Linked DNA regions of Homo sapiens: region 2 is linked to region 1. The links are chromatin loops, found by intact Hi-C in ENCODE. Cell type or tissue: heart right ventricle. All regions are shown on one strand. Links, peaks and the distances in the headings refer to the core of each region. The heading gives the core; the rest is flanking DNA.

The links. Peaks named below come from ENCODE experiments on the same cell type or tissue, not always from the same donor. Only the 100,000 strongest peaks of a DNase experiment are listed, where the experiment ranks them.
Region 2: it touches region 1 in a loop (4-fold over the local background); 1 of 110 quality-filtered maps calls a loop at or near these places.

The regions. Positions count from the first base shown.
Region 1 is chr11:115,603,070-115,610,797 of GRCh38, forward strand. No RefSeq gene overlaps it. Among named protein-coding and RNA genes, the nearest start is that of LINC02698, 52 kb to the right of the region's middle. In heart right ventricle, for the core only: no CTCF peak of the experiment used is centred there; DNase peaks (open chromatin) are centred at 3,989 and 4,662; H3K27ac peaks cover 2,500 bases.
Region 2 is chr11:115,540,473-115,548,200 of GRCh38, forward strand. No RefSeq gene overlaps it. Among named protein-coding and RNA genes, the nearest start is that of CADM1, 40 kb to the left of the region's middle. In heart right ventricle, for the core only: no CTCF peak of the experiment used is centred there; no DNase peak of the experiment used is centred there.

The DNA.
Region 1 (7,728 bases), core at 3,493-5,992:
CAGGTGTGGTGGCAAGCACCTGTAGTCCCGGCTACTAGGGAGGCTGAGGTGGGAGAATTGCTTGAGCCTGGAAGGTCAAGGCTTCAGTGAGCCATGATCGTGTCACTGCACTCCAACCTGTGTGACAGAGTGAGACCCTGTCCTAAAAAAACAAAGTGCAGTGGCTCAAGCCTGTAATCCCAGCACTTTGAGAGGCCAAGGCAGATGGATTACTTGAGGTTAGGCGTTTGAGACCAGCCTGGCCAACATGGCGAAACCCCATCTCTACTAAAAAAATACAAAAATTAGCTGGGCGCCATGGCACACACCTGTAGTTCCAGCTACTTCGGAGGCTGAGGCATGAGAATTGCTTGAACGCAGGAGGCAAAGGTTGCAGTGAGGAGAGATTGAGCCACTGCACTTCAGCCTGGGCAACAGAGCAAAACTGTCTCAAAAAAAAAAAAAAAAAAGAGGACTGGGTGCCAAAACCAGCCTGCCCAACATGGTGAAGCCCCATCTCTACAAAAAATACCAAAAAATCAGCCAGGTGTGGTGGCATGTGCCTATCATCCCAGCTACTTGGGAGGCTGAGGCAGGAGAATCGCTTGAACCCGGGAGGCGGAGGTTGCAGTGAGCTGGGATAGTGCAATTGCACTCCAGCCTGGGTGACAGAGCAAGACTCCATCTCGAAATAAATAAATAAATAAATAAATAAATAAATAAATAAATAAATAAACGAATAAATAAAAGAACTGGCACAACACAATAATGAAAAGACAAACAACATTAACAAAAAAATGGGCAACAGATTGAAAAGATACTTCACTAAAAAAGTTTACAAATGGCCAATAAGTACATGAAAATATACTCAACAATGAGATACCACTACATGTCTATAAGAATAGCTAAAATGTAAAAGGCAGCCAACATCAAATGTTGGCAAAGATGAGGATTAACTGTAACTCTCATGCATTATGAGTTGCAGTACACAGACACTTTTGAAACCAGTCTGGTAGTTTTTTTGTAAAACTAAACATATATCTATCTTATGATGCAGCACTACCACTGCTAGTTATTTATCCAAGAAAAGTAAAGACAAGTATCCGTAAAGTGACTTGTAGAAGATTCATAGCAACTTGATTGATTAAAGCCCCAACCTGGAAACAGCCCAGGTGTTCATCAACAGGAGAATGGATACAAATAAAAGAATACCACTCAGCAGTAAAAGGGAACAAACTACTGATACATGCCTCAATACAAATGAATCTCAAAAATGTTGTGCCTTACATTGTGAAGGAAGGCTGGCACCAAGAGTACATACTGCATTATTTTATTTATGTGAACTTCTATAATAGGCAAAACTAATATAAAGTGAAAAAATCACAACAGTGGTGTCTTCTGGAGGACAGGAGTGGGGTTTAATTGGGAGGATCATGAGGAAAACTTCCAGGGTGATGGTCATGTTCTACACCTTAATAGGATTTTGGTTTACACATGGGTATGCATTTATCAAAGCTCATTGAATGTTACACTTAAGATTTCTTTCTACTTTTTGAGACAGGGTCTCACTCTGTTGCCCAGGCTGGAGTGTGATTGAGCAATCTTGACTCACTGCAACCTCCACATCCTGAGTTCAAATGATTCTTCCAGTTTAGCCTCCTGAGTAGCTGAGACTACAGGCATGCACCACCATGCCCAGCTAATTTTTGTATTTTTTGGTAGAGATGGGTTTTTGCCATGTTGGCCAGGCTGGTCTCAAACTCCTGACCTCAAGTGATCCAAGAAAGTGCTGGGATTATAGGCGTGAGCCAACACACCTGGCCGATACACTTAAGATTTGTGCATTTCATGGTATGTAAATTTTTCTTTAACAAAAATAACCATAAACAAATACTGAAGACTAATGATTTGCATGCTGAAGTGTTTCAGGGTGAACTGCACTGATGTCTGCAATTTACTCTGAAAAGCATCCAAAAACATAAGGTAGATTGATGGGGGATATGAGAGATGGCTAGATGGTCGATGGACAGATATGTGATAAATATAGAAAAATGATAATTGGCGAATCTAGGAGGTGAGTATATGGGCGTTCACTATACAGTTCTTTCAACTTTTTTGCTATGCTTTAAAACTTTCATAATAAAATGTTGGGAAAAATATCTGTCGATCTGAAACCAATAACTGACCAACCAAATGACCGAACAGCTAACCAATCAATTAGTAAGTCAGCTAAGACAGTGTTCCCCAAACTTCACTCATTTGGATACTCCCCATACCGTTATTTATTTAATAGTGTATCTGAACGTGACTCAGTTTTATTTTATTTTATTTTTTTGAGACAGAATTTTGCTTTTGTCGCTCAGGCTGGAGTACAATGGTGTGATCTCAGCTCACTGCAACCTATGCCTCCTAGGTTCAAGCAATTCTCCTGCCTCAGCCTCCAAAGTAGCTGGGATTACAGGCATGTGCCATCACGCCTGGCTAATTTTTGTATTTTTAGTAGAGATAATGTTTCACCATGTTGGTCAGGCTGGTGTCGATCTCCTGACCTCCCAAAGTGCTGGGATTAGAGGTGTGAGCCACTGTGCCCAGCCACGTGACTCATCTTTAAACTTATGTTCTACCTTAGCCTTATCCTGAGTAATAATATCTGTGAAATTAAGTGTCTTATATTAGTTATATTTATATAATACAATACACATTAATATAGCTAAACGTTAACTTTAAAATGTTCACACATATACCATGTACAATTATTTCACTTACCCTCTAATATATATATATCACACTTTAGAAGTTCTGATCTGTGTTTGGTGCTGTGGGGGAATTAGAAGTGAGTCATGTGGTCCCTGACCTCAAAGGACTCCAGCACGCATCCCATCAATCTGCAGAAGGAGAGGACAGACTGCAAAAATGGGACGAGCCTCGGGGCTGGACACAAGTGGCTGGGAAACGTCCGCAGCAGGTCTCATTCCCCGGGAGGCGAGGATGAAAATTACAGGTGACACATGGGTCAATGGCCTGTCTCCTGACTCAAGACACACAAGGAAGAGACTCTTTGAAGCCTCAGGAGCAGACACTCAATTGGATAGCGCCTGGGATTTGAAGGTCTGCCATAGAGTCCGAAGAGAGGGGGAAAACACACGCAAACCACCCAATCACAGGGACCCCTGTGGCTCCTCACCCACCCTCCACCCTCCACCTTCCACTTATTCCACTCCTCTCGATTGTCAATTAAAATAAACAGCCTTGTATTCCACGGCCTGGCTTCAATCTATCTTGGCTGGGAGGATACGCACAGATTTGTGGCAGTGCCTGAAAGTCCTTGCTCAACCTTTTTAATATCTGAACAAAGCAATCAAACCCGATAAGATCTAGCGAAGGCAAGATCAATCTTCTGTCCCCGGGATGGAAGCTTATTAGTCTGTGGCCCACATCATCAGAGTTATTGTGCCATGTTAAATTTATTGGTACTATCTCACCTCATTAAATACTTAAATAGACCTGACAGGACAGAAAAACGGGCTTTTTAATTTTTTTCCTCTCTCCAAAGGGAGCTGGTGTTTCCCATGTCCCAGTTCACCTCTGCTGCAGCTGTTGGCAAAGAAGTGAGAAAGCCTGGCCCTGCGCAGAAGGTTCGGGCCGGCTGCGTGGCGGCTCCCAGGGTCCTCCTGACTCTGACCTGCCTTGGGCCAGAAGTGAAGAAAGCACCTTGGAGTGTGTGTCCATGAGAAGGAGGTGAAGAAGAGGCAGAGGGCAACCATGGCATTTATTCTCTTTGCCAAGTTACCCAAATCTGTGTGACTTTTTACATTTTCTAAGAGAAACCTCATCAGTCATTTAGCCAGGACAATTGCCAGAAATAAAGGTCGGGCTCACTGAGGAGAGAGGAAATAGGGAGTGTGTAGGGGAGTGTGGAAGTGGAGTGGGGGCGAGCTCACAGCAGCTCCCGTCCATCCCCCAGCACTGGGGCTTGTGGTCTTTATTTAGCAGATAGCCCTGGTATCCAGGGTTGGATTCCAGCCAAGGCCAGGATTTCCCCAGATTCTGAGCTAGAGAACTTGGCAGGCTGGTGAAGCCTTGCAGAGAGCCACTAGCCTGAAGGTTTCAAACAAATTACAAATGATGAGAGGTGGGAGTCAAAGAACGCGGATGTTGCTTGGTCCTATTTCTTTCCCCAGACCCCCTCATGACCATCCCCCAATTTTGTGTGTGTGTGTGTGTGTGTGTGTGTGTGTGTGTGTGTGTGTTCAGAGGGCAGAGTGCAAATTCAGGAACTCGAGAAACTTTGCAACCTAGAAAATATTCCTTAAACAGTTTCATCAGAAGTTGATTATTTTTTTTCTCATTTATCAAGCCAATTTTCTTCTCAGCCAAGGTGATTTGGGACACAGCCTCCCTGCATCCCCTTCCTCTCCTTATATCTCTACCTGCAGAGAAGGTCTCTTTTCTCCAGCTGTTTCCCTCTCCCAGCCGAGGTCCTCGTTTGCACCTTGTTAATAAGGTGGGCAAAGGGCCAGGAAGCAGCTCTTGGGTGCCTTCCGTTCCTAATGTCCTAAATGGCCATGACACTGTGCTTAATTTCCGTCTTAGTGCAATGGCTGGCGGGACATCAGCGGGCTGAGACCCGGGTCCTGTGACAGTATCTTCAACCGTGGCCATCAGCCTCCCTGTAATTAGAAGCCACGTGGAGCCCGCTGTCCTGCAGTGCCAGAGCTCCGTGGACTTATGTAACTGTCCCCCTGTTCAGAGCACAGGCTCTTTACAAGCTCTGAGTCTCCCAGCGTTAAAACAGCTATAATCCTTTGCCCACCCTGGGAGGGAAAGCAGGCCATGACCAGATGGGTTATCTATGTGATCAGCTTAGAATAGTGTGGGGCACGTAAAACCCTGCGCTTGTGCAGAAAACCTAGATGGTTGACATTTACCAACTGGGGAGCGTCACTCTTTATCTTTTTTGGAGTGTTCCATAGTAGACTTAGGGAAGTGAGACGGTCAGAAGCCCTGGGTGGGGACTTCTGTTGCTTTCAGTGCACATCAAAAAATGTTAAGTAGGGAGCAAAATGGAATGTTAAGCATTGTGGTTGAGCTATGTTGGTAATGAAAGACTGCCAATCATGACAAGGGTTTTGGGAGAATTGGAAGTCTGCCTGAACATGTGGATATAAAGACCCAGTTTGGTTTGAACCAAAGGGGGGTTTGGATGGTGGGTGGGGGAGGGTGGAGGAGGTGATTAATTACTGCCTGGGTGGCAGTATTTCTTCATTTAGAAGTTGCAGCCTCAATTATCTTTAATTACTTCCCTGGTGGCCTTAAATCCAGGGTGAATCCAGAATGGGGGTCAGCTGCTGGGGTATGTGTCTCGGGTGGGCTGGCAAAAGGTGGGCAAGGGGTTAGAGGGTCACTTTTGGGCACACGTGGATGGGGCTATTTCAGATCATCCCTTCCCTCCAGGACTCAGTGATAGAACTGACAATAATCAAAACCTGAATTAATACTACCCCAGATACACAGAGCATCTTCAGAGGAGTGCAGTGCCTCTTCTGAGTCATTTGTTTTTGTTTGTCTTCATTGACCCATTAGGGGGGCCAGAAGGTGTGAGTGGGGACTCTCCTTCCCATTTTATGGATGGACAAAAGAAACCACTTATATCTATGCAGCAGGTTGGAGGCCATGCTTCTCTGCTTTTGTCTGAGCAATCTCCTCTCCCAAACCCATGGATAGGAATCACCTAAGGTGCTCATTAAATATACAGATTCCCACACTAGATGTATGGGATAGATGTATGGAATCAGAATTCTCAGGGGTGGCCAAGGTTTTCAATATTTTTAACAGGCTTCCCAAGTCCCCCTTATGGGACTGGCATTTGGGAACCACAGCACCAGGCATGTCCTTACATTCTAAGCAGGGGGAGACCAGCTCCTTACCTCCTGGAAGCCTCCTGATCCCTGTGCCCTCCTCCTCATTCTGCAAGTTTTCAAACTTGTCAGGGCTGGAGATGGTATTTTCAAAATCCAGGTCTCATTTGCGAGGCAATAAAAAAAAAGAGAAAAAAGTGATCTGAAATGTGGCAGGCTTTTCTTTAACATCTGCCTACTTGCCTGGGGGAGGATGAACGTGGGAGGTGTGAACTTATAGAGCACTATGAAAGGGAGGTGAGCTCAGGTACAGACGTTCACTCTCCCATCTCGGAGCTTGAGTCGCCTTATTGGTAAGATAGTGGGATTGGTCAGGGCAATTGCTACAAGCCCTTCCTTCTTAGAATTCTAGGATTCTCCAGTCTTCAGGCCGAACTTATTCCCCCATGGCCTAATATCAGGGAAGAACATTTCAGCTTCTAGGTGTGGAAAAGAAGTTGGAGCACCTTATGTATCACTCACAGCATAGCCTGTTGCCTCCTCAGCACAATAGGAGTCTCTCTGGCCTCTCTTCCATCTGTCTCCCACTTCATCTCTCACTCCATCCCCATTAAACAAAGATGGGGTCCCAAAGCAGATCACCCCACCCCTTGTCCAAATAAAGCCCCTGAAAATCATCTACTGATCTACTCTCTGTTGCTCAGGATGTCTGGGCCATTTTCTGCTTTCATGTAGTCCTTTCTTCCCAGACTGGAGAATTTCTTTTAGCTTCCTACTCCATACTTGAGTGTCGGATCCCCGGGTGGCCCTTCTTAATTTATTGAATATAAATTATGCTCTCAGAGACAAATATCTCTTCCCTTCCTGCTTCTTATGATCTTATTGCCCCCAACTCAAAATGCAGGACACTTTCTCTCAATGGAATCTTATGCATCCAAGTTCTCAGCTACTTCAAGGCATTAGGAAGAGTTAACTGGCAAGTTGCTGTTGTCTCTTTTAGCCTGGTTCCAATGCCAGGGGAATTTATGAGTTTTATCCCAGGCAGACCTCAGGATGACTCCAGGGTATTTGGCCTTAAATAATAGAATTGCTGTTCACAATTGACCACTGATTAGCATCTGCTTGTAGCTTCATAAAATATGGTCTTTGGGAGAAAAGCTGGAAATCCTGACATGACTACTTTGCTGTTTTTATTTTTTTTTATGCTTTAAGTTCTAGGCTACATGTGCACAATGTGTAGCTTTGATACGTAGGTATACATGTGCCATGTTGGTTTGCTGTACCCATCAACTTGTCATTTACATTAGGTATTTCTTCTAATGCTATCCCTCCCCTTTCCCCCCCTTCCCACAGGCCCCAGTGTGTGATGTTCCCTGCCCTGTGTCCAAGTGATCTCATTTTTCAGTTCCCACCTATGAGTGAGAACATGTGGTGTTTGGTTTTCTGTCCTTGTGATAGTTTGCTGAGAATGATGGTTTCCAGCTTCATCCATGTCCCTGCAAAGGACATGAACTCATCCTTTTTTATGGCTGCATAGTATTCCGTGATGTATATGTGCCACATTTTCTTTACCCAGTCTATCATTGAAGGACATTTGGGTTGGTTCCAAGTCTTTGCTATTGTGAATAGTGCTGCAATAAACATATGTGTGCATGTGTCTTTATAGTAGCATGATTTATAATCCTTTGGGTTTATACCCAGTAATGGGATTGCTGGGTCAAATGGTATTTCTAGTTCTAGATCCTTGAGGGATCGCCACACTGGACATGACTACTTTGAATTCAACTGAAGAGGCATCTACTGATGGCCACTATGTTCCCACCACAGTCCTGGCCACTACAGATGCAGGAAGACACCAAGAGGAAGAAGACATAGACCCTGCCCAGTTAGT
Region 2 (7,728 bases), core at 3,292-5,791, 63 kb before region 1:
GAAGAAGTCCCAATAATGGTATTTTGAAAAACTAGGCAGGGGTTAATGTGTGTAGCCAGGGTAGGGAATCGCTGGACTAGGTGGTCTCTCAGGGGTCTGTCACCCAGGAGAGGGCTCCAAGACCCTGGGACTCCTAACTATATTCTTCTACCCATGTTTGGCCTTGGGACTTTGCTAGTAGCTTGTGATGTCCTATTGTTTCCTGGAGAGTATGTCTCATTTCCAAACTCCAGCCAGGCTCAGTCAAGCCCATCCTGCCCCCAAGAACCCCAGGCTAACCAGGCCTTTGTTCTGACCAATGTCTTCTCCACTTCCAAGCAAAGCTTCCCTTAGATAGCCAAGGTTCCAAACCCTCCATTCTGTTGGCTCGCCTTTGGATATGTTCCAGCTGCCTGTGCACCGTCTACGTGATGGGATGGGGAGGCTTTACAATACTGAAGTATTCGGGTACATTTTCATTCATTCAACAAGCATGTGCTGAGGACCTGTCCTGTGCCCTGCACTGTGCTATTTGCTGAAGAGTACAAAGATAGAGTGATATATTCATGCCTAGGGTAGCTTATGGTACATCAGCATTTCCCCAAATGTGCTCTGATTGTTAATGGATGTTATACAAAAGCAAAGCAAAACAAAACAAAACAACAAAGAACACTTCTTGGTAAAATGATTTAGGAAGAACTGAGTTCAAATCAACAGGTTTCTTTATTGCAGGACTTCTCAGAATCTTTAGTTTGCTAACATATACTGTGTATCTCCATAAGAGAAGCTCAGTATAATATAATTCCCAAATATATTTGACCATCCACTTAATATGAAATACTCCAAAAGGCACTTTGGATAATGCTGTCATAGAATGATAAATCTGGAATCAACTGTAATTCTAGATATGAGAGCTCTAGTAATGTGATCCAAGGTTGCATTAGCTCTTTGAGCAGCCACATCACTCTGTTGACTTCTCAGGAGCTGTAAGCTGGCTAAAATGCTTGGGTCTTTTTTCACACAACCATCCTTAAGTAGGTCTTTCTCTTTCGCTACTTGGGCTATCGACTTTTTGGAAGTGGAATATAAGGCCTATCAAGTTTAACTTTATTGGTTCGGGGCCAATAAAGTTAAAGGAGTTACAGAGGTTGAGATCTTTTTTATCTGAGTCCTGCCCGCCAACATATCAGCTAGGTTTCCCTGCTATGTGTTGCCTACAACGTAAGTGAGTAGGCCTTCTTTATCTTCATCCAAGCCTCCGAAGAATGTGGTGAATGTGACAGATCTCTGTATCGCAACACCAGAAATCTTCCTTGGAATTGGCATTGATCCTTTCACCTACACCGCAGTCATGAGCTGTGTAGCAATGTTTCAGTCGACCATGGACCACATGTGTGACAGTCGTCCCATGAGACTATAATCTCATATATTTATTGTGCCTTTTCTATGTTTAGTTATATTTACATATACAAATACTTATCAATGTGTTACAATTGCCCACAGTATTCAGTACAGTAACATGCTGTACAAGTTTGTAGCCTAGGAGAAATAGGCTAAACCCTATAGCCTAGGTATGTAGTAGGCTATAACACCCAGGTTTGTGTAAGTTGACTCTATGATGTTCGCACAATGACATAATCACCTAATAACCCATTTCTCAGGACATATCCCCACTGTTATCGATGCAAGACTGAATTGGTGTGCAGTCATGCAACAAATTCACCTAGCTGAGCCCTAACCCTTAACTGGACTCATGGCCCTTCATCTGGGTCAAAGGATAACATGAGAGTTTTTGGGAAATCCTTCATGGAAATCCACATTCCTTTAGTCTACCAGTCTGGTTATACTTCCAAAAAGAAGAAAATTAGGCTAATTTGTCATGAGTAAGTCAAAGGTTATTTTATTTTTGTGGTTATAAAAGTAGCCTATGCTCATTAATAGAAAATGTGGAAAATATAGGCATTTTTAATATTAATTATTATGAAGAAAATTAAAACTGCCCAGTATCAAACCACCTAGAGATAGTCACAGTTAACTTTGCTATGTCTCTTCCTTTGTTTTTTTGAGACAGAGTCTCACTCTGTCACCCAGGCTGGAGTGCAGTGGCACCATCTCAGCTCACTGCAACCTCCTACTTATTGAGTGTCTTCCACGCATCAGGTATAGTTCTAGGTGCAAAAGTAAACAAAAAACACTCCTCCCTCAAATTCCTGCTCTCATGGAGTTTGTATTCTAGTCGAGGCTTATAAATAAATAAATAAATACATAAATACATAAATAAATAAACACAATCTCCCAGGATTCAAAAATATCCTGCTTTTTTTTTTCTCCCAACTTGACCTTATATTAGAACTATCCCTGGAACGACTTCGTGTTAATGAATCCAGGCCAGCTTCTGATGATTCCTATTTTCTTTACTAAATGTCTGCAACCATCTCTTTAATGGGGCAATCTTTGATTTTTTTTTTTTTTTGGCAAGGTCTCATTCTGTCACCCAGGCTGGAGTACAATGGTGTGATCTCGGCTCACTGCAGCCTCAACCTCCCAGGTTCAAGGATCTTCCCACCTCAGCCTTCCAAGTAGCTTGGACTACAGATGCATACCACCGAGCCTGGCTAATTTTTTTTTGGTATTTTTGTAGAGATGAGGTTTCTCCTTGCGCCTAGGCTGGTCTTGAACTCCTGAGCTCTTGAGTTGGAGAGGAGTTCCCCTCTCAGCCTCCTAAAGTGCTGAGATCACAGGTGTGCGTCACTGTACCTGGCTGTTCTCTTTTTTAAGAGATAGGGTCTTGCTATGTTGCCCAGGCTGGACTCAAACTCTTGGGCTCAAGTGATATTCCTGGCCTCAGCCTCCCAAATAACTGGGACTACAGGTGTGCACCACTGCACCCACCTAATAGTGCAATCTAGAATTTTGCGGAGGGTTGATATGACACTTACCAAGTTACAGTCTCCAGAATGCAGCTTTTACCTCTCTTCAAAAATGGGGACAAATGTGCATATCTCCAGTTACTGGATACCTTGTCTTTTTCACTATTTCTCCAAGATTACAGATTATAGTTCCCCAGTTTTACCTTTCTGGGATGCAATTTGTCTAGGCTTTAAGACATGAACTCATTTACAGATATTCTTTGATTATCTCTCCACCCATCATGAGCTTCAGTCTATTCCTGAGTTTGTTCTACTCTTCCAAGATTGAAGATTAGTCTTCTTGGTAGACAAGGTAGAAGTAAAAGGAGTTGCAAAGTTCTGTTCTCTCTCTGCTGTTTATTAGCATTATGTCACCTGCCGCAGGTAGTGATCTCTTCTCTTCTTCTTGCACTCATCTTGAAGGGGGAAAGGCTGTGGGAGAATCTGGAGTAAAACCCTTTTATTTTTCATTAGTCTGTTAACTCTCATAAAAAAAAAAATCCTGACAGTATTCTTGTAGGACTGAGTTAATGTGCTGCCCTTTTGTATTTGCCTACTCCCTCATTTTACAAATAAGAAAACTGAGTATTATGTTCAGTAAAGGGCATTGCATAAATCGGAACCTAAACTAGAATTACAGTATTTATTTGATTCAACCTTGCAGTATCCGAGAGATTAAAAAAACCTTGCAAGAAATGGATCACTAGGGGAGAAAAAGGACCTCAGGAGAAATTTAATTGAGAACCCCTCTCATGGGAGAGGACAATGGATTTCACTGAATGAGCCTCAGATTGTAGCAAGTTTTCCCTGGTTGCAGACACCTCACAGGGACCATTCTGGTCTGTTCTGCTTGGGGGAATGGCAACAGCCCACTCCCTTTGCCTTCAGCATAGGGCTCCAACACAGGAAGCCAAACAGCTGGTTCTTCATAGGAAGCCACCCCAGCCCCATCTCTTCATTAACTGAAACCCTTCCTCGGGGGAGCAGTGACAGCTCCCTGTGAATTGGCTATTGGCAGTCATGCTGAGGCTTCTAAGCAGCTCCTTGTTAACCTTGAAAGATGACTATTTTAGTTTTCTGGAGTCTCTGTCACCACCTGCAGACAGAAGCAGATGATTTAAGAGGTGAGCAGGTAAGAATTTTGTGACCTTCAAACAGAGATGTCCCCAGAATCAGTGGACAGAGTCGAATCACTACATGACTGTCTGTCTTTGTGTCCTGGCTTTGTCCCCAGTCCATTGTGTTAGATAAGAGGTTTTGTGTTACCCTCTGAAGGGCTGGGTTTACTAGGCAAGCTCAGAAGGCATCTACAACACTATTTCTCTGTAAACAGCCTTTGCAAATGCTATGTTAGTAACAGACCTGGGTGGATGCCATTTTGGCATTGAAAGTGCCATCTCTTAGGGCAAAGGCAGTGTGGGTAGGCACATAAAACATAAAATCCGGTTAATTTAGTCTATTTAAATGTATAAATAAATAAAGCTATTCCACTAGGGCATTTTCTAAACCCAAACCAGGAAACATAAAATTCTTTGTAATAAACAATAAAATACAAACTTTGTTTCATTTTATAGCCAGAAGAGTCAGAAGAAGGCCAAGGAAAAGGAGAAAATTGAAGAAAAAAAGAAAAGAAAAGAAAGGAGGTTAGAGATGAGAGCAGGAGAGGAAGAGAAGGAAAGGGACAGGCCAGTTAGGCACCGTGTCTAAGGGTGCTGCCTCCTTGATCTTCTGTCTCTGAGATCATACCCATCTGCTTGTTAATACTTGAGTGGATTCTTGACTCTAAACTCTACAGGGACAGCAACAAGGTGGATTACTTCAAGACTTACCTGACTTCCTGGAATGAACAATATGGTTTATTTATAGTTAACTGCTGCATCTAGGAGACCCGCAGAACTCTGGTTGGGTCCTGTCCCCCTAGCCAGTTTGGTCTGATATGCTCTGAACCCTCTTCTTGTCCTGCTGCATCAGCACTGACAACAAGTCTTCTTCTGCAGCTCCTGCCACTGTTAATTTGGACCCGTCACTTCCTTGCAGTAGAGCTGATAGGCCAACTGCAGAACCGTAGTCTGCCTCCAACTGTTCACTCTAGAGTATACAGATGTCTCCCTGTGTTTCTTCTACTTTAGATATTTCGGCCATTTGCTATCACACATATTCATGCGAATGCAGGAATTTCACGAGGTACAATTCTCTTCCAATGTAAACCTGTTCTGTGAATGCCTTCTGCAATAAAATCCCTCTACAAAATGTCTGTGGATGTCTGTGAATGTCTTTCCCAGCTGTTGTAGAAGGGGTTTTATCATCTTCCATGGGTTTAAACAGGAAAAGAGTAACTTTTGGGTGAAGAGCTGCCTGGAAGACTTCCCCCTTCCATTAGTAGCTCTTTCCTGTATGGTTGCATCCTGAGTCCAACCAGCAAATGGCCCTCAGCCACAGCAGCTGTGGCTAAAGCTAGTTTTATTCTAATTAACTATTTCCTTCTTACTTACACGGAGCCCATGCTTTTCCACTTTCCCTTGATTCCTGACCTTGTTTGCCACCATCCATCATTGGTCCTACTCAGCCTGTTATGCCTTCCATCCAAACAGCATCCATTCTCAATGCCAGCCCAAGCCTCAAGATCTTGGCTTCCTTTGTACTTAGTGCACTGGCCAAGTTTCTATCACCTCTAATTTTCATCTAGGTCTCATTCGTACTCTGAGGCCTAGATCATCCCAGTAGTTCCAGATTCTAGGATTTTAACCAACACCCACTTGGACCATGTTAATCAGATCAGTTTGTTCCAACAATTTCTTTTTTCACTCCCTTCCTTGTGCCTATGACTAACTTGTAGCAGGCCCAGTGTCCTCATCAACCAACCATAAATGCTTGGGGTTGGGTTAACACCACAGATGAAACCATCCTCTTTCTTTCTCTCCCACTTCCCACCAAAATCAACTGCTGAACATTTACCAACATCATTAATAGCTGTGTCTCCTTTGAGCTGTTCAGGATAAAGCCTTTTCTACACAGTAAAGAATGCATGCATGCAATCATATTTATTGATTTTAATCTCCATGGGGTGCAGGTGAGGGGAGAGGTATATTTCCAAAAATTTAGAGGTGTTCCAGAGGAAATAAAATCATTAGGATTCTATGAAGTTTGGCTAAATAATATGATCCCATTGCCCATTATAAAAACTGTCTTGGACCAATAGTTCTCAAACTTTAATGTGAAGAAAAATTATCTGGAGATCTCATTAACATGCAGTTTCTGATTCAGTAGGCCTATGGGAGAACCTCAGAGCAAGCTTCCACGTACTGCCAATACCACTGGTCCCACCAGTCTGTAGACCAGCCTTGAGTAGTAAGGAGCTAGTGCTCCTCCCACACTGGGCTCTAGACTTGTTTGCATCCCAGGTTCCTCTCACCTACCTGAGATTTACCATTTGTGACATGAGAATATTGAACTGCCTGATCTCTTATCCCCTCACAATGCTAAAATGCAAGGTTCTGTATACACCCTTCTCATCTCACATGTCAACTCTTCTCTAAAGTCTTCCCCAGTTCTCCAATGGAAATTCCCATCCTGAGTTCCATACTTCAATTCAATTCCATTTAGGACAGTTCAACTCAATTCAGAAGCCTTCACTGAACATTTTTTATGTACTAGGTGTTTTCTTTCTTTGAGACTGAGTTGATGAGGATGCTATTAACCAAAGTGGAAAGTTGAGTTATATAGATGGAAGAGGAGACTGGAGGAGAATGTGTAAGCAAGTTCGTATTTGCCAAAATAGGTTTCATATTCCTGTAATTTGTAGAAATGGAGAGGTAGTGTGGCATGGTAGCCTCTAGAGGCAGACCACGCATGTTTGGAACTCACCCCTGCTGTTCATAAGCTGTGTGATCTTATGTTAGGTAATCCCTCTATGCCCCCATTTCCTGATTTTAAGATGAGGATAATAATGGCACCCACCTCATGGAGTTGTTATGTTGTTACGAGTAAATGAGGGCTGGACGCGGTGGCTCACGCTTGTAATCCCAGCACTTTGGGAAGCTGTGGAGGGTAGATCACAAGGTCAGGAGATCGAGACCACCCTGGCTAACACGGTGAAACCCCGCCTCTACTAAAAATACAAAATATTAGCCAGATGTGGTGGCAGGCGCCTGTAGTCCCAGCTACTTGGGAGACTGAGGCAGGAAAATGGTGAGAACCCAGGAGGTGGAGCTTGCAGTGAGCAGAAATTGCGCCACTGTACTCCAGCCTGGGTGACAGAGCAAGACTCCACCTCAAAAAAAAAAAGAAAAAAAGAAAAAAAAAGAGTAAATTAGGGTCAATACTTATAAAGCACATAGACTGTTATTGGTACATGGTATACCAAAGAAATGTTTTTCCAACAAATATATGTTCTGGAGATGTCATTCAGAAAAAGTCCAGGTAGGAGATATGGATTTGGGAGCCGTCTGTATTTAGGAGCAAAAGATATTTTGCAGAGAGAATGTAGGCTGCAAATTGAGTGGCAAAGAAGGAAGAAATGGATTCTTTAGGGGATACCAATATTTAAGGGGCAAGCAGAGAAGGAGATGCAATGAAGGAGACTGAGGAGTGGTCTCAGAAGTAAAGATGACCCAAGAGAAAGTGAAACCAGAAGCTCAATAACTAGAGAATTTCAAGAAAGAGGTAGTGGTCAACAATGGCCAACACAAGTAAGATGAGGAATAAAACAAAGCTGTTTGTTCAGATGGCTAAGAAAGCAAGTGTCAGACCACATATAATTTTTATTTGTGTCTGTCTTCACCCCTAAGCCATGAGTCCTCAATGTAAGGGGTCAAGTTTGTTATTCAGCCTTGTATATCCA